3 separate regions of the Mus musculus genome follow, and all the other regions are linked to region 1. The links are chromatin loops, found by intact Hi-C in ENCODE. Cell type or tissue: heart. All regions are shown on one strand. Region 1 holds the start of Mterf2 (mitochondrial transcription termination factor 2). Region 2 overlaps Polr3b (polymerase (RNA) III (DNA directed) polypeptide B). Region 3 holds the start of Cry1 (cryptochrome 1 (photolyase-like)).

Evidence for each region. A loop is a pair of places that touch in the nucleus more often than their neighbours do. Peaks named below come from ENCODE experiments on the same cell type or tissue, not always from the same donor. Only the 100,000 strongest peaks of a DNase experiment are listed, where the experiment ranks them.
Region 2: a loop joins it to region 1, with 2.1 times the contacts of the local background. A loop is called at or near these places in 4 of 42 quality-filtered maps.
Region 3: it touches region 1 in a loop (5-fold over the local background); 2 of 42 quality-filtered maps call a loop at or near these places.

What each region holds. Positions count from the first base shown.
Region 1 is chr10:85,123,737-85,131,736 of GRCm38, forward strand. Mterf2 (mitochondrial transcription termination factor 2) reads right to left here and starts at 4,291. Exons shown (of 3, transcript NM_028832.3): 1 at 4,226-4,291; 2 at 2,632-2,750. Cry1 (cryptochrome 1 (photolyase-like)) reads right to left here. Exons shown (of 13, transcript NM_007771.3): 13 at 7,964-8,000. In heart, a CTCF peak has its summit at 4,489; a DNase peak (open chromatin) is centred at 4,355; H3K4me3 peaks cover 1,800 bases; H3K27ac peaks cover 1,115 bases.
Region 2 is chr10:84,653,905-84,661,904 of GRCm38, forward strand. Polr3b (polymerase (RNA) III (DNA directed) polypeptide B) reads left to right here. Exons shown (of 28, transcript NM_027423.2): 12 at 2,041-2,175. Among named protein-coding and RNA genes, the nearest start is that of Gm17249, 35 kb to the left of the region's middle. In heart, a CTCF peak has its summit at 4,345; DNase peaks (open chromatin) are centred at 2,877 and 3,947; H3K27ac peaks cover 226 bases.
Region 3 is chr10:85,180,564-85,188,563 of GRCm38, forward strand. Cry1 (cryptochrome 1 (photolyase-like)) reads right to left here and starts at 4,491. Exons shown (of 13, transcript NM_007771.3): 1 at 3,751-4,491. The coding sequence starts at 3,908. In heart, CTCF peaks have their summits at 3,288 (motif pointing right) and 5,444; DNase peaks (open chromatin) are centred at 3,918, 4,558, 4,808, 5,458 and 1 weaker place; H3K4me3 peaks cover 3,083 bases; H3K27ac peaks cover 1,919 bases.

The sequences.
Region 1 (8,000 bases):
TAAGTGTGGTGTTAGAGTGCTGGAGAAGGTGGAAGGAACACCATTCAGGATGGGTGTGCTGCCTGCAGCTCTTACTGTTGAGTAGCTGTGTCATTTGCAGTTTTGTTATATGCTGAGCACCTGTCTGCCTGCATTTCATGTGTGCCCTTTGAAGGTTCTGGAATTCGAGAGAGAGGGCTGGAGAGCCTACACCTACAGCCATGAAACCACGTCTCAGATGCCCCCCCCCCCCTTAAAGAGAGCACCAGCATAGAAATGATTCTTCTGTTGTTCTGCAGTGTGGAAAACAACTCACTGGTGAAGCGCTTTGTCACTGAGGCAGACCTTTGTCACTGAGGCAGACCTTTGTCACTGAGGCAGACCTTTGGCTTATATGTTATTTTTAGCCTTTCTTCTCTTTGCCTTTTTGTCCTTGATACATCATAAAAATTAACATGTGTAAACTTTTATTATATAAGGAAAACAACTTAGTTTTTCTAGAATTGGCATTCCATTCTTTGATTCATTTTTAGTAGTTATCACTTTTTTGAGGTGGGGAAGAAGAGGAGGAAGAAGAAAAAGGAGGAGGGAGAGGAAGAAATAGGAGGAGGGAGAGGAAGAAGAGGAGGAAGAGAAGGAAGAGGAGGAGACAGAGGTTGAGATCTTCCATTGTAGTGCCATCTATTTTGGCTCCCAAATGGCTGGTGTCACAGGCATGAGTTAGAGTTGTCACTTTTTAACAAGTCATGGTAAGATGTTAATAAAGGCATGGTAGTATCTGGACCATTATCAAGTATATAGTTCAGTGGCATAGGGGACTTTGACAACACTGTACAACTATAAACCACTACATATAAGACTTCCTGTCAAACACAAACTCTATGTTCATCAAACAGGGTGCATAACTCTTCACTCCTGCCACGACACCTGGAAAGCTCTACTCCGCTGTTTCCATGTATCTTCTAGATAGGTCATGTGAGTGAAATAAACCATCCAACACATTTTTAAAATGCTTGGCTTATTCCATTTAGTGTAATGCTTTCAAAGTCCATGTTGTAGCAAGTGTCAGAACAAGGCACATTTATTCACAGTGGACTTGTATGCATGTGTGTGTGTGTGTAGAGGTGCACACCTGAGGTAGTCAGAGGACAACTCAGTAGGGTTGGTTTTCTCTTTGCACGTTTATGTAAATTCTGGATTGAACTCATGAGGCTGGCTCAGCAAGTACCCTGCTTGCTTAGACATCTTACCAGCCAATTTCTTAAAATAAGACAATAAGTGTGCTGCTTGATAGCATTTTCCTCAAACAGAATTGTTTTAAACATGAAGCCAGGCCTCTTAGACCCACTGCTTTATCAAATAAGTTTATGTGACCCTCCGCATCCTTTGCTATCATCTTCACCAAGAATGGATTTCACCTCAAGTAACCACTCCCCAGTCATCCAGGCAGGAAGCAAGTCCACATCTGCTAAAGTTTGATCTGGTGACCGAACGATATAGTCACATCAAGGCGTCTATCTCTAATCCTGCTTCTGTCACATTCTGTATTTCTTTCCAAGATTCCCCTCAAAGGCACTTGTGAGGGCTGAAATCCGCTCCCTCCAACTCCCATAATGCTGATGTCTTGGCCCCGCCCACACACGTCGTCAACAGCAGCTGGAGTAGTGATTCCTCCACACAGATTTTCAATGGACTCTGCCCATATCCTGGGACTTTGTACGTCAACAAGGAAATGAAAGAAAAGCCATCAAGACAGGCAGCAGGTAAAGGTGCTGTCGCCAAGGCTACTGCTCTGACTTTAGTCCAGAAACGAACGTGATGGAATGAGAGGACTGACTTCTGCACGTTGTCCTCCGACCTCCATACATGCACCACTTTGGCACACACCTCCCCACCACCCCTAAATATCTTTTCACCTTATTAAGAAAGGCCAACTCTCCCCACCCAACACATAATCTATAAAGAGCAATAAAGATAATCAAGTGAGGTCACATTCACATTTATGCCTTAAACAGTTGCACCCACCTCTCTTTTTCTGCATTTCTGATATCACTGCTCTTCCCCTCCGTCTCCTTTGTTCTGTCCTCTTAGCTGATCCATGCAGATTCTCCTTCCTCTTCTATTTCACAACTCTCAATAAAGGCAACTTCCCTGCTATCAGAGCTAATGAGTAGTTTCAATTCCTACTTTTCTGGACTTTTGTAGCATCCAGCAGCGTTTGACCATTTGTTTTTCAAAACAGTCTCTTGTCTGACTTCCAAAGTGCTCCCCTCTTCTTGCTCTCCCCACCACTCCCCTCTGGCCACCCCTTCTCTGTCTCCTCTACAGGTGCATCTTTAGGCTTGGTAGCCTGAAATTCCAGCACTAGGAAGGCTGACGCATAAGTTTTAGGTCAGCCTGGTCTACCTAGAGTATTTTTAAGCCAGTTTGGACTGTAAAGTAACAACTTGTTTAAAAAAAAAAAAAACCCAAAATATTATAATTAAAGAAATGAGAGAGACCATGAATTTGAGAGAGAATAATGGAGTGTGTGTGTACTTGGGAAGTGTAAATGATGTAATTGTATTTTAATTAAAAGCATTAGAAATGAATGAGTTTTTCTAGTGAAAAACAAACAAATGTACAAACAAATAAATATGCTTTCCTTCTTACCTTATAGTCTCTCCTGAGCGATTTTGTCCTTCTCCAGGGCTTCAGTCAGTCCATTTAGGACTCCTCTGTAGCTTCTAAAATGTGATTCTGTCACCTCTCTGCAATAGACCTCAGTGGCACTTTAGGACAGACATACAATAATTTGTAGAAAAGACTTTCTGCCACCTGAATTCCCATCTCCCTTCCTCACAAACCAGTCACTTCTCAGTCCCGGCGGACTCTGTTCCCACTACATAGTCTCCAAAGACTGTGCTTTTGTCAATCAACTCTCAGAAGTAAGCGTCACTTTCTTAAGGAAATGCCTCTGATGTTTCAGAATAGATGAAGCCCCATGTCCCCTTTAAGGGTGTTTACGGCACCATGGACTGCAATGCTCCACCTGGGATGGCTGTGACCCCTCACGTTTCTGCTTCACTATCCCACACAACCCACTTTGCAGCACCGTGTTCTAATGAACTGTCTCCCTGCCCTTCATGGGCTGCCATCACTGACTCTGGGAAAGAGAGGGGCAGGCAGTTCCCGGTGTGTTTTTTTACTTTATAGTAATATTTATCAATTGTCCATTCAACTTGTAGGGTTTTTTTGTTTGTTTTTTTGTTTGTTTGTTTGTTTTAAGCTCAGGCTGCTGTCAGGATGGTAGGCACTAGCTCTCCTGGCCAAACATTTCATATTTCTGTTGGGATCACAGACCATCTGAGAACTTGAGAGTTACAGACTTTACAAAAAAAAAATAAGGAAGGCCCACACCTTTTTCACTTCAGAAATGGCGTTAGCAAGAACTATGAGCAGCCCATAGTGACTGTGTATGCAGGGGAGAGCCGAGACTGAATACTGTTATTTCCTGTAATGAGCAAACAAAGAACACGATGCACAAGGCAATAACAGCAAATTAACAAATCAGGCTATGAAACAATGCAGAGGGCAAAAGTGAGTTACTTTAGCGCAGCTACACTGCCTTGGAATTAATCTCCAATTAGCTGTGACTTTTTAGGAAGTAATATCACCTTTCTGTGTGGGCAGTGTGGGCATCAGGAACATGGGGACGCTATTCCTTGGTGAAAGATCATGTTAAACGAGTTAATAGTAGTTCAGAGTATTAAAAAACAAAACAAAGCCCTCACATCTACTCCTCATTAAACCATAGTTCCCCTTAAAGATGAGGCCAGGATGCAGGTGTAGCTTGCCCAAGGCTGCCCACCTAAGAATGGCAGTCCTCTTAGCCTTGTGTCCTATGTACAATGATGCTCTTGCTAAAAAGGTCACATAGTCTGCTCTCTTATGCAATCCTCTCAAGCAATCCTGAGGTGAGAAATACATTTTTATAATTAAAACAGTCCTCTCAATAAAACCAATTAAGTTCTGATCTGACAGTTTCAAGTGAATTCCAATTTGTAGGCAAAGAACCACAAAGTTGGTCAGAGGAAGGGCCCTGCCAGGACCGCTACCGTGGCCTCTTATTTACGTGTGCAGCCTCCTTTTTTCAGTGCTCCGAGGTGGAGTGCCTGTGTGGACGTTCTCGGTGGGCAGCTGCTAACCCTGACCCCGGTAGGCAGGCTTGAGGCTCAGCCAGAGCTGGAGAAATAGGGTGGCTTACCTGTGGGCAGCAGTCCAAGCACAGCGGAGAGACCTTGGGCGTTGAGCTAAGTTCCCACCCTGTTCCGCAGGCCTCTCCACTCAGGAAACAGATCCTAGGTAACTGGCAGGGCTTCGCCTTGGCTGGTAACCAATCAGAGCTCGAGAAACTGATGTGCAGGAAGTCACGCCTCCATCCCGAGCGTAGCCAATTAGAACACTGTGTACAGGCTCCCGTGGGAATAAGTGAGCCACACTACAGGGTCTATTGCCACCAGTGCCACCTGGCGCTTCTGTCTCAGCAAACTCTGGTGGTTCAGTCTCTTTGTCCCTTAGAGAACGTTACAACTCGTTGAGAGAAAGAGGCAGGGAGGAGGGGCAGATCAGAACCTGTTGTCTGTAATGTGGAGCCATTCAGAATTCTCAAGTTTAAAACTTTGAAACCTGACCTGTCCAAACAAAACAAACCCCTCACATCTGCGGTAAACACCAGGTCTGATTCCCTAAATGCCATTCATCCTTTTTACCCCTAGATGACTTTGCCCAAATACTGCTAAACTGCCTTTTGCTTTACATTCTAAGTTATTCGTGATGCCCACACTCATAAACCAGCCAACCAAAAGCCAGAATCTTTTTCATCCATCCTTCAGATAAATATTTACAGGCTGCCGCCTCAGCACCAAGCATGCGGAACTGCAGCGCTAGGACCTTGGACAGGGCAACAGGAACTGAAACACATTAACGTGGTAACCACAATGAGAGTGAAGTGCTACCCAGGAAAGAGTCCCCTGTGCCCACCCTGTGCTGTATGCAGTTAGAGCAAGGAAAATGGTGTTTCCTAGGCTGATAGCCCGCCTCGTTACCTTTCTAAGGGTCTCTCACTCAGGTTGACACCTCCCCTTCATGTGGAGTGGAGGCTCCTGATTATGTCCTTAGCTAAGAACAATGCTTGATCCACAGTTAAGAACTCCAGAATGTTAATCATATCTGAAAACAGCCGTGTGGTTTACACTTTGTGGGCTTTAGAGGAACAGAGTCCTGACTCCTAAAGATCAGTTCTGATCCTCAGGCTACTCCGGAATTAACTGAGCAGCTACTACCTAGATGAGTAGGTGATCTATGTCCAATAACCCTTCTTAGCACATCAACACTCTATTCATGGATTTTACTGCACACTTTCTTACAAAAATTTGGGATTCATGGTTAAGATGTGCTATCCTCACTTGGGAAAAGGAAACTACAGTCAAGTATAGAAAAGGAATAAGTGGTCACATCGCAGCATGGGGAAGGATTAGACAAAGACAGCCTGGAATTACACAGTAATCTAGGCCAGTTTTGTTTAGTTTCAGGCACTGTCTCAAAAGCCAACCCACACCCCCCATCAGACAATTGAAAAAAAAAGGGGGGGAAGAAAGAAAGTTATAGGTGTTAAAGTCAAGACTTGGAATTGCATGCTGTGCAATCACTTGTTAGGAGAGGGACGCAGAACTGAGAATCATGGTGTGGGAAGCTTGCACCAAGGCTCCACACAACCTGTGCACTGTGATCAAAAGTAGCTGCTAACTCAGCCACACTGACTGTGGCCAGTGACTGGGCTCAGACTTTGCCATCTTCTTACAGTGCGTTTCTAGGGCCTGACACTCAGAAAAAACCTTAGGAGGAACAGGTGATGAGACTACTACTATGTATATTTTCCTAAAGAAAACTACAAAAATCAAACAATTCTGAAGTCTCTATAAGAAATAAAGTTATACTGGGTATAGTGGTTTGAATGAGAATGGTCCCCACAGGCTTGTTTGAATACTTGGGCCCCAGCTGGTGGAGCTGTTTGGGAAGGATGAAGAGGCGTGGCCTTGTTGCAGGAGATGCTTTGAGGTTCTTGCCATTCCTGGGCTCCCTCTTGAGTCTCTCAGTTATGGACTGAGGTGTGAGAACTCAGGTGTTCCGTGCTCTGTGATCATGAACTCTGTCTGAAATACCCACATTAAATTCTTTTATAAGCTGCACTGATGCTTTATCACAGTAACAGAAAAGTAACTAAACAATGGTTATCATTCTTGTACATGTAAAAGTCACTGCTTTAAGGGCATGAGAAAAACATAAGGAAGCTGCAAGTTAATCCAAAAGCATGGCTCCTTCAATTTCTCAGTGCGCAGTAGTAAGAACGCAAGGAGTCAGGAAGCTGGCTGCTTCGTATGCCTTTCCTTTCCTAACAATCTACGGTACTTCTAGTCCACACTCAATTTAAAACACATGACCTCTTCTCTTTCTTCTCCTGGTGCTGCCAGAATTTTTACCTCACCTGTATTATGCTTTCTCTTAAACTCTAATAAAATTGTTCTTAAACTAAAAGAAAGCCAATTATTATTATCATTATCATTATTGTTATTAATTTATTTTAAGGAAGGATTTCTCTGTGTAGCCCTGGCTGTCTTGAAACTCACTCTATAGACTAGGCTGGCCTTGAACTCAGAGATTCACCTGCCTCTGGAATCAAAGGTATGTACCACCACACCTGGCTTAAATATTTTTAATACTTCAACCTCTGGTAGGACTTTGATGACTTAATTCAGCTTATTAGGGGGAGAATACCGTATTCAAGATAGTGTCAAACTGCAACTCTGATTCATACCCGGACTTCTTTACCTTTAGTGACTCCTTTGGGCAGCTTTCAGGCAATCTCTGGAGAGAGAACATGTCACCCAACACCCAGCTGCCCACATGGGCGAACTGTTCCTATGCCAAGAGGAGTTTATATCAGCAATGAGTCTGCTCCCCCTGGACAGTGATGACTCTCAGGCCTATGACTTGCAGCTCTGTGTAATACAATCAGGTCCACACTGATCAGGAATTAGTGAAAGACAACTGGAACATCTTGCCATTCTTATTGTTGGAATCTATCAAGTATTATTAATTTGTTATCCAGTTTATATTTTAAAAATGCCTGTCATATAAAAACATGTTTCTGTTTTCTAAGTCAAACTTATACTTTTAGTTACCTTTACAATAAAACTATACTGATTTTGTGTGTGTGTGTGTGTGTGTGTGTGTGTCTGTCTGTCTGTCTGTCTGTCTGTGTATGTGGTAGTGATGATTGAATGTAGGGCCTTCCTTACACATTCTAGGCAAATGCCCTATTATGATCCAGCCCCTATATACTGAGTCATACATAAATGCCCCACTATACTGAGTGTCACTATTGAGGACAGCAAAATGAAAAGCCAATAGTTAGTCAATATAACCTTTAGTATGAATGCCTAATCAGCTCAGCAAGAAGAGTGACAGTGAGAACAGTGGCAGCTAGCTTATGTAACCCAGGGCACATGCAGCCTGCAGCTGACACATACTGGGTGAAGTTGTATGCCCTACAGAACTAAGAGCACTTCACATGAAACTGGTCTCTGAAGCAGATACTGTCCTTCCTCCCATTTAAGTTGGAAAACTCAAGACAGAAAGGTAAAGTCTTGTCTAAGATCTCAAAGCTACTAATTGGAAGGCTTTGATTTTGAACCCACACTCTTAGCTGCTGCCTCACACGGGCTGACTTACAGACACAGACCCATTATGTGAGAACACAGAAACCAGACTGGAAAGCTGCCTTCCAGATAATTCGAAAGATACTATCTGCTAGTCAGAGTACCTATTCTTTCATTCAGAATGGTGACAGACACATGCCTTCTATATTTGTAATCTAGTCATGCCTCACATAACAATCTCTTACCAAGCAAACAAAATGAGAAATGAACACAAGTACACGAGATTCCATATTTGCATATACTTTAATAACAAAGTCACGG
Region 2 (8,000 bases), 470 kb before region 1:
AAAGCTTAACAGTTTTCAAATATTTTAAGACAGGTTTTTGATTTTGTTTTTAAATCCAAGTTAAAACTTTGGAAGCAATAAAGGAACGTAAGGTAATACCAAGGTAAAGCAGTGATATTTGTTGTTCCTCAAGACCCAGGCTCAAGAGCACCCCCTAGACAGCTGCCTGGGAACCAGTTAGCAATCGTGAAACTACCCTAGACCCAGGAGCCAGAAGCTCCAGAGTGAGCCTCAGGCTGGCCATATATATTTTCACAAGTCCCAGATGCCTGTGACACATACACAGATTTGAAAGCCTTCACCAGTAGGAGTGGTGAGATCCAAAAGGTCCCAGGGTTCTGTTGACATTGGTTGCAGCACGCTGTGCTCATTTTAGAGCTTGCTCACTTCAGGTCATTTGTGTTTCTGCCCCCCCCCCCCCCAAAGCATAGTCTCAGCTGCTGTTAGTTGTCCACAAGTCATGTCAACCATTAGAGTTGAGCCATCCCGCTTCCCATATAATTCTTTATGACATTAGCCCCGTGCTCAGAAGGGATTTCAGTTCAGGTCTAGTGTTGGGTTTCTAGGGGAGGTGGGTAAAATGAGTTACACAGCACAGCAGGAATGGTTGCTATGAATATTTATGTTTACTTTTGCCTCTAAGTCCACTAGTATTTATGTATGTGAAAGGGGAGTGTGAACTGGGCTTTGTTGAAGATTAAAAATATTATTGATAAAATCTTTATTTTTCTCATTGATAAGCAAAACAACCATTATCAGTTATTAAACAGCCAGAAGAGTTAGATGATCAATGCAACTTACCCAACATTAAGATCAGGAAAATAAAATGCAACAGAGTTTTGTAAATACTGAGAATATAAACTATTTATTATCATTGCGTAACAAAAAGCTTCAAACCTCAGTGGCAGAGTGTGACTGTGTTGTATCTTTTGGTCTGTGTTCACTCGCCTTTACCCAAAGAGAGAGGGATTTTTGTCGTGGGCCTGTCATGAAGTTGCAGATGGTAGCAGAGAGTGGTGTCCTGTGATAGTTTCCACCCTGCCTTCTCACTCATAGCAGAATGCACTGCTTTTCCACAGTGTCCTGGGCTTGCCCTCTGAAGACTCAGGGCTTGTGACAGGTAGTGAAAGTGCAGTGTAATTAAGGGTCAGCCTAGACCTAGGGTGGCATCATTTCTGCTATATCTCAGTCGGACTCACCACAGGCCAGTCCACAGTGGGCAGTGACTGCCTTTCACAGATGGCAGTGGCCGGCAGTCCACAGAGGACAGTGGCTGGCTTCCACAGTGGACAGTGGCTGGCAGTCCTCAGTGGGCAGTGGCTGGCAGTCCTCAGTGGGCAGTGGCTGGCAGTCTGCAGTGGGCAGTGGCTGAGTGGGCAGTGGCTGGCAGTCTGCAGTGGGCAGTGGCTGGCAGTCCTCAGTGGGCAGTGGCTGAGTGGACAGTGGCTGGCAGTCTGCAGTGGGCAGTGGCTGAGTGGGCAGTGGCTGGCAGTCCTCAGTGGGCAGTGGCTGGCAGTCCTCAGTGGGCAGTGGCTGAGTGGGCAGTGGCTGGCAGTCCTCAGTGGGCAGTGGCTGAGTGGACAGTGGCTGGCAGTCTGCAGTGGGCAGTGGCTGAGTGGGCAGTGGCTGGCAGTCCTCAGTGGGCAGTGGCTGGCAGTCCTCAGTGGGCAGTGGCTGAGTGGGCAGTGGCTGGCAGTCCTCAGTGGGCAGTGGCTGGCAGTCCTCAGTGGGCAGTGGCTGGCAGTCCTCAGTGGGCAGTGGCTGGCAGTCCGCAGTGGGCAGTGGCTGAGTGGGGAGCATGGAGGACATGGGCAGTGAAGCAGTTACTGTATCATCAAGGGAAATTGGCTCAGGCAGTAAATGCGGAGATGGAAAGCCTGTATACCTCTTGGGGTTTAGACAGCTGGGTTTCCTAATGTGGTGAGCATTATAACAGTGTGTCGCTTGCTTTTTGGGATGCACTAACAGTGACTCTTTTCTCGAGGCACTTTAATTTAGGATACATCGTCTCAAAATGTTTCTCCAATTTCTGATTTTCAGGTGAAGGAATTCAATTTCCGAGCTAAGTGTATCTACACTGCAGTGATGGTGCGAAGGGTGATCCTGGCCCAAGGAGATAACAAGGTCGATGACAGAGACTATTATGGCAACAAACGACTGGAATTGGCAGGACAGGTGCTTTAATGGTTTTCATGAAGAATTTTATTTTCTTTGATAAAATTAGTTTTGTTGTCATTTTAGATATGACCACATCCCAATCTAATAGAATCTGTGTGTAGTTTGAAGTATAATTTTTCACGCGTTACTTAGTTTTTTTTTTCTTACTGAGAAAAGTCTGTATTCTAAATATTCCTGTAATGTGTTGTTATATCTTGTGTTGAGATGTTTACCCCTGTTCCTTGTAATGTTGGAAATGAAGCGTGGCTTTAGGTGATATAATTTACTCAATTAACAAATGTTTCTTAGACACCTTCTGTTCCTGGCTTACTCCTCAGCGCTGGTGCTGGGTATACAGGAGGAAGATAGACAGACAGATGGAGGAGGTGTGTGTGTGTGTGTGTGTGTGTGTGTGTGTGTGTGTGTGTGTGTGAGAGAGAGAGAGAGAGAGAGAGAGAGAGAGAGAGAGAGAGAGATTGAGAGAGACAGACAGAGACAGACAGAGACAGAGAGAGAGAACCTGCTCACACTTGTGTGTACATTCAGGTGCCCACAGAGGCGCAAAGCCTTGAGTCCCCTGGAGTCACAGGTGGCTGTGAGCTGCCCTGTGTGAGGGCTGAGAATCCAACTGTTCTCTGCAAGAGCAACAAAGTCTCGCCCTCTGAGCCATCTCTCCAGCCCCAGCTCATCTATTAAAGCAGTGTGAGCTGATCAGCTGGGCAGAGATGGGCTTGCCAGAGTCCACACATTTGGAGTTCACTCTACATGTGGTATGAACTGGATTTTCAATTGCAGAGCAGGTTTGGGCCAAGAATGGGCTGGCCAGGGAGGTGAGAGCGGTGATCCAGGGGACGGATTGCCAGCTGGGAGGAAAACACATTCCACAGCTAAGACTGATTTTTTTTTTTTACTACTTGAGAGAGAGAGAGAGAGAGAGAGAGAGAGAGAGAGAGAGAGTGTGTGTGTGTGTGTGTGTGTGTGTGTGTGTGTGTGTGTGTGTATCATGAAGGTCCAAGGATAACTTGCAGAATGGTTCCCTCCTTCCATGATGTGGGTCCTGGGAATTGATCAGGCTTGGCAGCAAGTACCTTTACCCACTAAGCCATCTTTCTAGCCCCACGACTACATTGGAAAATTAGAATTCAGGAGTTAGAACAGTTTTGGGCTTGGGAAGAGTTGGGAATTGGGGAAGCTGTTTGGTTAAAGGTTAGCAGAGCAACTACTCACTCTGAAGGGATTCATGGTATTCCTGCTACTAATCCTCATTTCCACTATCTTTCTATTAAAAAAACCAAGCTGTTTAGTGAGTCCTTAAAAAATGGGTTGTTTCAAGGAATACAGAAGGGAGTCAGGAGGAGTGTAGAGAGGATATCCTGTTGCTTAAGAAATTAGAGTTACAAAGAGGACTCCCAGGAGCAAGAAAACATAGCTTAGTGAACAGTGTAAGCACAGAGCAGGTATTGTGTTGGCAAGAATGTGTAAAAACAATAGCTACTGGTGCCCACCCGTGGGATGAGGCCGGGAAATGGGCTTCAGCTTTAGATAACAGAGTTGTCTCCACTGGCCCAGTGAGCTTTCCCTCAGTCTGACTGTCACCAGAGGGTTGCCAGGCCGGCTGCCAGTAGGTGTTAGCAAAACCTACTGATTTCAGGCTTAATCTTTGCACCTACCTTTTCTTTTTTGGTAATGTGTTCATTATTTGTTGCACGTTACTCAGTTCTTTGTCTGCAATTTTTTTGTTTCTAAGGCAGCTTGCTTTGTATGGGAGAGATATGGAACAGCACCAAACCCAGCACCCTGGAAAGCCAGGGATTTCCATCCAGGGACAAAAGAATGCCGGCCTGACTTCAGAGATTGCCTAATCCCAGCTGTTCTGATAATGTAATTAAGGCTGCCTAATGTCTTTAATTTTGCAACCAGTTTGTGTGAAAAGGAGAATTTGGCACTCTGAAGGCTTAAACACTAAATAGCAATCTCAAGGCGCCTAATTAGAATTCTCTGACATTAAGCTAATTGGTGAAACTGTATTTCAACGGCTTAACTTCTTTATTAATTTTTTTTAGCATTTTCATTGAAAATCAATTGATGAGCTGTCAGCAGTTTTCCCTTAAATATGATTTTCTCAATGGTGCGTCTGCCTTCAGCGGGAGGAAAGGCCTCGGTGAGAAGTGTTGAATGTTAGCGCCACTTCCTACCCTGGTGCTCATTTCACTTCCGACCCAGATCTTGTGCTTCATTGTACGGCTTAGCCCTGCAGCCTCTCCTTGCTCTGGTAACTGGACAGCATTATTTCTCTAGAGTTGAAACTTTAGGAGAGGAGAAATGTATTCCTGTAACAGTTTTGTTGAATATGGGTTCCTATTCATTAGTGCTTAGCACTGAGGACGTTTTCTTGTGTTTGAATCAGGAGGCCACAAAAGATTCAGCTGGGATCCCAAAACACTTTTTCATAATTTGAGACAAAAGCAGCTAAGTGGAAGGGGCTAATTAAACGGCGCGCTGGGCTCTGCGGCCTGGGTAAGGGCACTTGATTCTGTTCAGGATGCTTATGCAGGTTCCGTTGCACTGCCCACAGGAAGTGGCGGGAGCGGCTTCTCTCGCCCCTCACCCCCTCACCCCCTGCACCTGCTTCCACTCCCACGTTCTTTCTTCCCAGGAGTGAAGCTGCCGGGCTGACTGTAAGAAAGGATTAAGTGCTCAGAGAGGAAGTTTTCTTTTAGAACACTTTTGTAAATGCAAGTCCAGGACCCTGGCTTCCTGATCTGCAGGCCTGGCTTTAGTAGAAAAGTAGATGGATGTGTCCAACTTAAGAGGGAGGGCATTTAAAAATGCTCCAACTTAGGGAAGTTGTCCTGCAGTTAAGGAAGACTTGGTTGTTTGGATTAACTCTTCATTCAGAGCCACAAGCCTGCTTGCCTGTTGTAAACCCTCAGGAGTATAGTCGGGCGGGGTTCAGGGAAACCGGCTTCAATGTTTTCAGTGAATCTCAGAGTCCTCTTTAAGTGAAGCCATTGAAGTGTTCTGCTGATTTACCTAAGTCACACACAGATCTGTTGAATTTTTTTTCTTCTGTTAATAAAAGGAAAACTTACATGGAAAATGGGAACATAATTGTGAATAGAGATTGGTGTTTGTAATATCCACTGTATTTATTATTGAAGAAGTATGCCAGCTCTTTTCTAGTATAATAGCTACCTAGTCTTTTCTGTCTGTGAACTTTGGATTCCGATAGTTTGGTTCTCTGTTTCTTGCTCTAAGCAGCAGCTCTGTTTTCTTAGACCTCACAGTTTGTGTGTCAGGCATTCAGGTGGAACTGGGCTTTATACCTGTGTCATGTGCTGCTGGTGGAGGACAGCCATTGGTTATCTAGTAGATGACTAGAGGGTGTGCTGAAGGGCAAGGCCCAGTGGGGATGCGACCTCTCAGGGCTGTGACTTTCTGGTGGCTTCACAGTCTGAGTCCATGTTCTCATGGGCAAGACTAAAACTTAAGGCCTAGACGCATGAGGCACACTGTATCAAAATGGTCACAAGCCCTGTCCATATTTATGTTCCAGGGGCACATGCCCTATACCACATACAGTTTTTATAGTTCAGGGCTACCCAGAGATTGGGGCAAAGTTTATTTCTATAGTCTGGAGTGGCTCCTTGTGGCTCTCCTGTCGCTCCCACTCTCTAGCTGTTTATATCTATTACCTGGGATTGTATTTTCTCTGGTTTTTCATCCAGTAAAACCAAGAGGAGAAGCGAGCGAGTCCCGGGTGGGAGGGAGGAGAGTCTCTGCAGTTAAGCTCCTCATCTTGATCCATTTCATAGTGTGGCTCACTCCTAGGTGAAAAGTCTTAAACTAGAAATGTAGCCAGTTTTTGCCTGCCAGTGCCTTCAAAGGTGACAATGGCCTCCTTATTCAGACGTGCTCTGTCTGCAGGCAAGTCTGTCAGGGGCTGCTTACCCTCTAGTTCTGAAACAACCATCTTACATGGTTTTAGCGCTCCCTATTCCAGCCATTTTCTTGGCTTTCAGGACCAAAGTATGTGAACTTGGTTATTTAATAGCACTTATTTTAATGTAATTACATAAAAAATTAAAGATATACACATAGACGTTGTGAAGAATACAGATAAAATGAACACTGAAAGCTTCCTTAGCTTGGCCTGTCGCCAGCACCATTCCGTTTACCTATTGCTCATCTCTCCTCTCTCTGCTCTTAGAGACATTTCCTTTTGTCATTGCTTGATTTATTACAGTGGTTCTTTTGTTTTCAAGGTTCGTTTCTATGATCTTTAAGTTTGCATATGTATGTGAGCATGTGCACATAAGCACAGATGCACATGGAGGCTGCACACTCTAGATCCCCTGCCGCTGGAGCTCCAGAGCAGTGTGAGCTGCTGGTTCTGGGTGCTGGGACCCTGGTCCCCTGGAAGGGCAGCACCCTGCTCTTAGCTGTTGGGTCGTGCCTCTGGCCCTGATTGCAGAGTTTAAAACCTTTCATTATAATATATGTTTTGTTTATTTTTGAGCTTTATAAAATAAATTTATATCTTATAATTTATTTTTAAGATTCAGTAGTATTATATATCACCATAGTACATTTTTATTTCTGTATTATATTCCATGAAATACACTGTTCTGCCCTGTGTACCAGTCAAGAACTTTGTATATTTCCCTTTTCCTTATCCTATAATCTTGTTCTTCCCATTTCTGCTTCCTAGCAGGAGGACTGCGTTCCTGGAGTCAGTTGCCAGTGTGTGTACATTGCCTTGCTGATCATTCCTGGTCCTCTCCACCATGGCTCCTGCCCTGACTTTTATGTGTTTGTCTTTCTGGTGGTTTCAGAGTAACGCTTTGAGCCCTTAATTGGCATTCCGTACTTGCTTAATGAGATTATGCTCTTTATCTGTTGTTGTGTTGCCTCTGCTTTGAAATAGCTTGTTTGCATTTTGCTCAAGGAGACATTTTTGTATGTTTTAGGTCCTGTTTTTAACCAATTATATATGCTATAGCTATCATCTGTCTCCTAGTGTAAGTTGTTGTTATTGCTCTTCTTCTTTTGTTTGTTTGTTTTTTGAGACAGGGTTTCTCTGTGTAGCCTCAGCTGTCCTGAAACTCACTCTTATAGACCAGGTGAGACTCAAACTCAGAACTCAGAGATCTGCCTGCATCCTCCTCCTGAGTGCTTGGATTAAAGGCCTGCACGTTTTTTTTTTTTTTCTTTTTTTAACTTCCTGATACCTTTTGGCATGTACGAATTTGTGGTCAGCCTTGCTCACTCTGCTTTTTAGTGTTTTGTGGTTTTTGTTTGTGAAATAAACATCTTTGGCATTTGTTCTTCACACAATTCTGTATGGTGAAAAGAACCCCAGTTCAGGGCTGGGAATTTATCTTAATTGGTAGAGTGTCTGCCTAGCTCACCTATAGTCCTGGGTTCAGTCCCAGGATCACAATAACACAGTGTGGTAGTGCATTGCCTATAACCTTGGGAGGTGGAGGGTCAGAAGTTCAAGGTCAGGGGCTGGAAAGGTGGTTCAGAGGTTAAGAGCATTACCTGCTCTTCCAGAGAACCGAGATTTGATCCCCAGCTTCCATGGCATGACTCACAACTGTCTGTAAATCCAGTTCCAGGGTTTCCAACATTCTCTCTGGCTTCAGTGGGCAACAGACACTTATGTAGTGCACAGACACACATGCAGACAAAATAAAAGTAAAATAAACTTTTTAAGAGTTCAAATTCATACATACTATATATAGAGCAAGATTAGAAGCCAGCCTGACACCCTGCTTTAAAAAGAAGGAAGGAGGAGGAAGGTAAAGATGAGGATGATGGTGGTGATGATGATGATTGTC
Region 3 (8,000 bases), 57 kb after region 1:
CATTCTTGAAATGATTCTAAGGTGTATTATCTCAGAAGTGCTGCTGTGCTCTATTTAAGGAAGCTCAGTGTGGTCTCCTTAGATTCTTGCTGTGCTCAGGGACCACCTGTACAGCAGTGACTTAGCCCTTCTCAGAGCCCTCGAAGTGCTGCTGCTTCCTCTGAGCTAGGTCTGGCTATATCCCTGTTGTAGAGTTATCAGACTGGGCCATCACACGACCTCACAAGACCTGGCTATTACCATTCCTCCTGGAGAAAGAGTAGGGCTCACAAGGCTCATGAGACCCTCACCAGGCCATCCTCTTTCTGAGGATGCTGTCTGATTTGACCATGCTCCAACAGGCGGGATCTGGAGAGAAGCCTTTCCTTGTTCTGTCACTGCCCTTCCTGAGATGTCAGTAGATGTTCCTTTACCTCTCTCTGGGAAAAGTCACTCAACAAACCTAACTATGAAACTATGTGGACCCTGGACCTCATGCTTTTTGTAAAGGTACTCTTTTTAATAATACTGTTATTTATTATTTTTATAGGAGGTTGTCCACCCTCTCTCCCTTCCTCCTCTCTTCTTGCTTTTCTTCCTTTCCTTTCCTTTCCTTTCCTTTCCTTTCCCTTCCTTTCTTTCTATAGCATCTTGCAATGGAGCACAGGTTATCCTCCTGAGCCCTGGGATTACAGATGTGTAAGAGATTACATCATGTCAAGTAATGACCAGCAAAATAGAAAAAGTTAGCAAACCTTAGACCCAAAAAAGAGAAAAATCCAATTGTCTATTAAGAAAATGAGAACAGAACTACAGAACTAACAACTGTGGTAATTAAAATTTAAATTAATTTAAATGTGCTATGTTTTTCAGTAATATATGTAAGGACAGAAGTTGTAGACTAGAGACATTTGAAAATATATGGATAATAAAGTTAAATAATCAAACTAGTAAAGTGTATCGAAGATGACCTACATGTTTCTTTTTCTCTTTTTTCTTTCTTTCTTTTTCTTTTTCTTTCTTTTTTTTTTTTGAGACAGGGTTTCTCTGTGTAGCCCTGGCTGTCCTGGAACTTACTCTGTAGACAAGGCTGGCCTCAAACTCAGAAATACGCCTACCTCTGCCTCCTAAGTACTGGGATTAAAGGCGTGCACCACCACTGCCCAGCTGATCTACATGTTTCTTATTGAAATCATATACTAGAAAGTAAAATGGGCAAGTATGCAGGCACATTTGTAAATTTAGTTCTTAGTACATTAGTAGATGAAGAGGTCTTATATGTGATATTACACCTGCTGTGGTCTGAATGTTGATTTCCATTCCCAGAATTCTTACGATAAAACCTAATCTCCAAAGTGATGTTATCATGGGACAATCAAGTTAGGAGAGTTCTACCCTCACCAGTGTGATTATTCCCAAGGTCAGACCTGTGAGAATCTTTTCAGTTCTTCCACAATCTAAGAGCACATAGAGCATGTATCTACGAAGTGAAATGCCCTTACTAGAGATCAGATGTACCAGTGCTTTGATCGCAAACTTCTCAGCCTCTAGTACTGAGAGAAATATGTCTTTTATTTGTAAATTACTCAATCTAAGGTGTTCTGTTACAGCAGCCAAACCAAGTAATGACACCAAATATTCATTTACAAAAGCTTCCTAAGAAGGTCTAAGACGCAATGATGAGCAAGTGGTTTCAGAGCTCAGAAGTCTCTGTATCATCCTACACTGGGTAATGAAGGTACCACAGGGAAAAGTGACATCTGGGCTGAGTTTCGAAGAGATAAGTAGACTTCTGAAAGCTCACAGTTAGCAGGGCAGTGGTGGCGCACACCTTTAATCCCGGCACTCGGGAGGCAGAGGCAGGTGGATTTCTGAGTTTGAGGCCAGCCTGGTCTACAGAGTGAGTTCCAGGACAGCCGGGGCTATACAGAGAAACCCTGTCTCAAAAAAAAAGAAAAAAAACAACAACAACATCAACAACAACAACAAAAAAAAAACAAAACAAACCAAAAAACAACCAAACAATAACAACAAAACCCCTCACAGTTTAATAGCTATTCATGGAGGTTTTCTGACAAAAACCTTCCAGTAAGTTTTAATCACCTCTGTGCCCACTGAGATACCCTCCTGACTCCCCAGGACTAAGTCACCACTAACCTGCTCTCCATCCCTGTGTACTTGCCCATTGTGGATAGTTCATATAAGCACAATCATCAAGTATGAAGTTTTATGACAGCTTCTTTCAGCTAACATGCTCTCATGGTTCACCTACACATTTCATGGCATTTATCAGTATCTCATTCCTTCATGGCCAAGCAAGTAACTGGTGCATGGATACACACAACAGGAGGCCCATTAATCAGCCGGTTGGCACGAGGGCTGTTTTCACCTGTTGACTGTGATAATACAGCTCTTTTTGTTCCGCTCAACCCCACAACCAACTTGCCGGCACATCCACACAAGCCATTCTCCAAGCTTGCACCCGGAAATGAACGTCTCCTAAGCGGTGTCCACACTTCTTATCCAGCTTCAATGCCCGATCAGTCACGTTCTCAGAATCCCAACCAAAGAAGGTTTTTTTTCTAACTTACGTTAGATGACATCACTTCTCTGCTAATACCCTTGTACTGCAGTCATTTCCACTCTCCTGGGGTAAAGTCACAGACCTTAGTGACGGCGCATAAAGCTCTAGAATCTGGCCCCCGTTACAACTATAACTTCATCACCTAGTACTTTCCCCCAGAGGTTTTGCTCGTCATTCTGGCTGGCTGTTCCTTCCAAAGATCAAACCCATTCTCACCTCAGGACCTTTCCCTGGAATGTTCTTCCCTTAGACAGCTGCATCCCATGTCTTCAAATCGGCGACCACTTTCTCCACACATCCTAGCTGTGGTAACTTCCAGTGAGCTACATCCCCAGCTAATTAACATTGTTTTAAATTGTGTCCCCATCCCTATTCCTGTTTACCTCGTCTTTTCTTTGCAACACGTCTCATCTCCAAAAGGACTACATACGTATTTTTTTCTTGGACATATGCCTGAAGAGGGCAGACTTCTCGTTCACAGCTCTATCCCTCATATCCAAAGACACGGCTGGCACATAAGCTATCAATATTATCTGCTGAACTAATGCTTTCGTTTCATTCCGCCACACAATCGTCTATCCTGTTTTCCCAGGCACAGCTCACAAAATGTCCGGAGGATTTCTTCCAGTCGCAATTCCCTAGAAGGATTATACTTTGCCTCGAAAGAAAAACTGTGCTTTGTCTTGTCAACCACAAGGAGGAGTTGAGAGAGAGAGTTGGGAAACCAGCTAATTCTTTCCCTTGCTTTTCCTCCTCTAACCTCAAGGGGGAAGAAAGCTGGATCCGGAGCCCGCTATAATAAATGAATGGTTTTTCTCCACACTATGAGTTACCTAGACACACACGTCAACATTAAAGATTACAACCCTTTCGGAGGCCTAAGATATCAAGGCCATTATGATCTGGGAGTGTTTAATTCTCCTCCTAGTTATTTCTCGCAAATCAGGGAAGGCGTTCCCATCAACACAGACACATAACTTACCGGTAAAAGCTAAAGTGTTTCAGGGTCGTCAATAATCTCTACTACTAAGTCTGTACTATTTAATATTGACCACATCTACAATTCTTTAACGATGTAGGCAATTCGGTCCCTGGACTAAAACCAAATCTCAGATCTGACACTAACGCATCGACACCCGACTCGCGCACACCGCGATCGATTGATTTCCCAAGCGCTTCGGACTCACCGCCACCTGTTGATGCCCACGTTGGAAGAGCCGGCGAACCAGGGGTCGAGGATATAGACGCAGCGGATGGTGTCGGCGCCCTGGATGCACTCCTTCAGGGCGGGGTTGTCGTGGAGCCGGAGTCCCTTTCGGAACCAGTGCACGGCGTTCACCCCCATGCTCGGGGCGCGGCGGGTCACCCCGACTTCCTCTACCGAGAGCTTCAAGGGAGGGAAGCCGGGCTCATAACCGACACCTGCGCTTCCAAGAAAACCTCCTCACCCGAGGAGTGGGGAAAGGGCTGCAGAGAGGGGACGGGAGGAGGCGACGCCGAGGCGGGGCGCGGAGGTGGCGAGCGCGCAGCTGGCAGATGAATGGAGGCTGCCGAGGCGCCGGGATCCACGCGCGACGTCCTTCAGGAGCCCGCGCCCAGCGTCCGGAGGACACGCATACCTTCCAGGGCCTGAGACCCCCGGAGCGCAAGCGAGCGCGCGGGGCCCGAGCCGCCACGACGGCCCGAGCTGGTCGCAGCAGCCCCGGGAGGCTCGTCACGGAAACCTCGCCCAACCGAGGCGACCCGCGAGGAGACGGTGGCGCGCCCGAGGCGGCCTCCACGAACGGACACGAGCTCACGCGGCCTCCGCGCGACGCGGCCTGTGCGTCCCGGAGTGGGCAGCGAGCTCGGAGAGCGCGGGCTAGAGCTCCAGGCCGCGGGACGCTCGCCTGCCGGTCACCGGTCCCGAGGCTGCCCGGGTGACTCCGCCGCGTCAGCGGCCTCCGCCCCGCCCCCGGCTTCTCATTGGGCGGCATGCACCCCACGTGACCACCGGCACCTCACGTTTCTGAAGTGTGTTTACTACACTGGCTCAGACCCCCGCGTGCGCCGCCGCGCCCGGTGCTTCGGGACCGGTTGCGATCGCTGGGCGCTCACGACCTGAGTTCTCGCGTGGGATCCGGACTCGCAGCCTCTGCGGGTCTCCTGAGCCCCAGGCCGCTCGCGGGGGCCACAGGCCGCGAGAAGGGGGAGGAGGCATAGTTCTGCTCCCGGGGCCGGGAGCCGCCTCCATTGGCCGAGGCTCGCGGGGACCCGGATGAGCACGGGGCTGCGGGGAGCTCGCGGGCGCGCGCTCTGCCGGGCACGGCGCGCGTGCGCTGCGCTCTCGCGGTGGAAGAGAAGAGGCTAGGACGCGGGAGCGCGCCCAGGGCTCTTCCTATGGGTTGTGTGGAAGGTCTGAAGCCAGTTCCGTGTGCCCTGAGAGTTATTGCTGGGCTGGGTGAGAGGCAACCGAGGCACAGTCCTGCCTCTCACCCAGCTTCAATCAGGTGTTAATCGGAGTCCCCTGCTCTGAAAGGAGCAGAAATCACGCCGTTAGCCTTTTTTACTGTTTGGGGCGGGCACCTTTGCCCAAGCTCTGGAGAAGACAGGTCCGATCTCAGATATTCAGCATTTCATAATACTGTAGATACATCGTCAATTTATCAACTCTAATCTATTACATGAAGTGTAGTTTAGAAGGTATTTTGATTAGGTTTTTGGGCTTTTTGCTTTGCTTTTTTTTTTTTTTTTTTTTTTTTTCTTCAACTGAAGTTAAATGGGAAGAGGAACCTTAATTGTAGTAAAGACTTCCATCAGGTTGCCTGTAGGGAAGTCTGGGCACTTTCTTGATTAATGAGTGATGTGGAAGGACCCGACCAGTGTGTGTGGCGCCACCATTAGGCTGGTAGCCCTAGGCGGGTTGTATATGGAAGCAGGCTGAGGAAGCCACAGGGAACCAAAACGGCTTTCCTCCATGGCTTCTGCTTCAGCCCTCTATCTCCAGGTTTCTGCTTTGAATTTCTGCCCTGACTTCTCCCCACGATGGATTATTAACTGTAAACGGCAACAAACCCCTTCCTTCCTGGCCAAGTTGCTTTTGCTCATGATGTTTTATCAAAGCAATTGAAGTCTAATGAGAACACAGGGCCACATGTGCATCTTTACCAGACTTCCTAGCCATAACCTACAGGCCATGCCTTAGACATACAATGCCCTTTTTGTTGAGACGGGGTCTCGCGGAGCCCTGGCTTACCTTGAACCTGCTGTGTAACTGAAGATGGCTCTTGGTTTTGCTCTTATCCCTGAGTCCTAGCATCACCTATGTGCATATATTCATCCAGGGTTATTTATGTATTTATTTATGGAGACAGTATATCATTAAGCATCTAGGCTGCCCTTAACTCACTTTGCAGCTCAGGAAAGCCTCAAAGTGAGCTTTGGATACCCCTTGCCTCAGCTTCAGGAACACCTGGTGTCCTAGGCCGGTGCATCCAGGGCCAGAATAGCAGCCGCTTATTGAATGAAGCAGGTGTGTTCCAAAGAGATGACATGCAAACCTAACCACAAAACCCCAGCCCCCTAGTGGAGTTTATTATCTGTTTCTTATTCTTTATATGTGCTGGGTTTTCCTCTGATAGAGGAATGCTCTTTGGGATCTACATTAACCTTTGAACTACTAAAGTATGTCTCCTCATACTGTAGCTTCAGACCCAAATAAAAGGCTCCCTAATTTTTGAAAATATTCTTTACCTCTAGTACAAATATAGCGTCTCCTGCCTCCTGGGGCCCTCCAAGCACATGTGTGATACATCACTTGTGGCTTTGTTACAAAGACTAATAAAAACTTCTTATAATACCCATCTATGGGCTGGAGAGATGGCTCAGCGGTTAAGAACACTGACTGTACTTCTAGAGGTCCCGAGTTCAATTTCCAGCAACCACATGGTGGCTCACTACCATCTGTAATAAGAACTGACACCCTCTTCTGGTGTGTCTGAAGATAGTGACTGTACTCATAAGCATAAAATAAATAAATAAATAAATAAATAAATAAATCTTAAGAAAAGAAGTTTTTTTTTTAAAAAAAATACCTAACTATATTGCTTCATAAATACCAATACTTACCACTATATAAAAAAGTCTCTGTGTCCCTTCGAAGTGAAACTTCTCAAGGACAAGGTCTCTGCGTCCAACTTTATTTTTGTGTGCCATCAATACTCAGTATAGATCTTCACATGTGTAACTGAGTGAGTGTTCATTGATCAATAGATGAAGGATCAAATGAAGGAAGAGTTGTGGGGCACCCGTATGTCTGGCAAAGTTAAAAGGAGGAAAGTACAATGATAGTTACAGTGTCTCCTTCAAATTCTTACAACGCCCCTTTACTTGTGAAAAAGGTCACATTTGGAAACAAGATCTTTAAAGATAATCAATTTAAGATGAGGTAATTATTAAGCTGTTCCCTAATCCAATGTGACAAGTACCCTCCAATAAAAGGTAAGTTTGGGCATGAAGACAGACATGCGTGAAGATTGAAATTATAGCGAGCCACAAAGCAAGGGACTAGCAGACACCAGCAGAAACCTGGGACAGACTTTTCCTTAGTGCCAACATGGCTCTCTGGAGGCCTGCCTGGACTTCTGGCCTCTAGAACTGACACAATCAATCCCTGCTGCCCAATAAGCAGCACTTTATTATAGCAGCTCTAACAAATGACAGAAGGAAACTAGCTTCAGTAATGTAGGGAGCCATTGTCTGAATGGTCCTCTCTATCTCCGCTTTGGCCGCTGGAGTAGGAGCTTCCCCTTTTCTCTCAGTTTCTTCAGAAAGATTTGAAAGTATGTGCAGGAAAACCATAGAGACTTAGCACGTAGTCCCTTGTTGTAGAGAGGCACAATTATTCTGTGCTCACTCCCGGGACCTTCTGAGTCTCTCAGCACCTGTGCAGGAGGCCTGGGAATGGAGCTGTGTCTCCACTTGGATTGTGTTGTATTCCAGGACTCTATTTTTGTTTGTTTTTTTTTTTTTTTTTTTAAGATACAGTCTCTTGTTTTCAGCAGTTTGAAAGGAAGCAGACTGTGTCTAAAGATGTAAAAACTGTTTTCAAGCATCCAGATGAGATGGTAGGAAGAGAAAATTGATCTGTGTAGTGTTGGCTTCTGCTTATGTGGTTGTTCATTCAATGAAGATAAATTTTTAAACAGTGCGTAGGTGGTTCTGTAACTTTAATATTGAAGAATTAATCTGTTATAAAAGCACATCAAGAGTGCATTCCTCAAATACAACAGGGTTTTAGTGGCACATAGAGCGTGACTTTAGTACATTTGGATCGGGGGGTGGGGGTGGGAACTGTCATTTAATGGCAACTACAACTTATTGATCATTTAGTACGTGCTATGTCCTATATACAGCATATCAGTAATATTTGTGATTTTTTTCCTCTGTAGCATGTTTT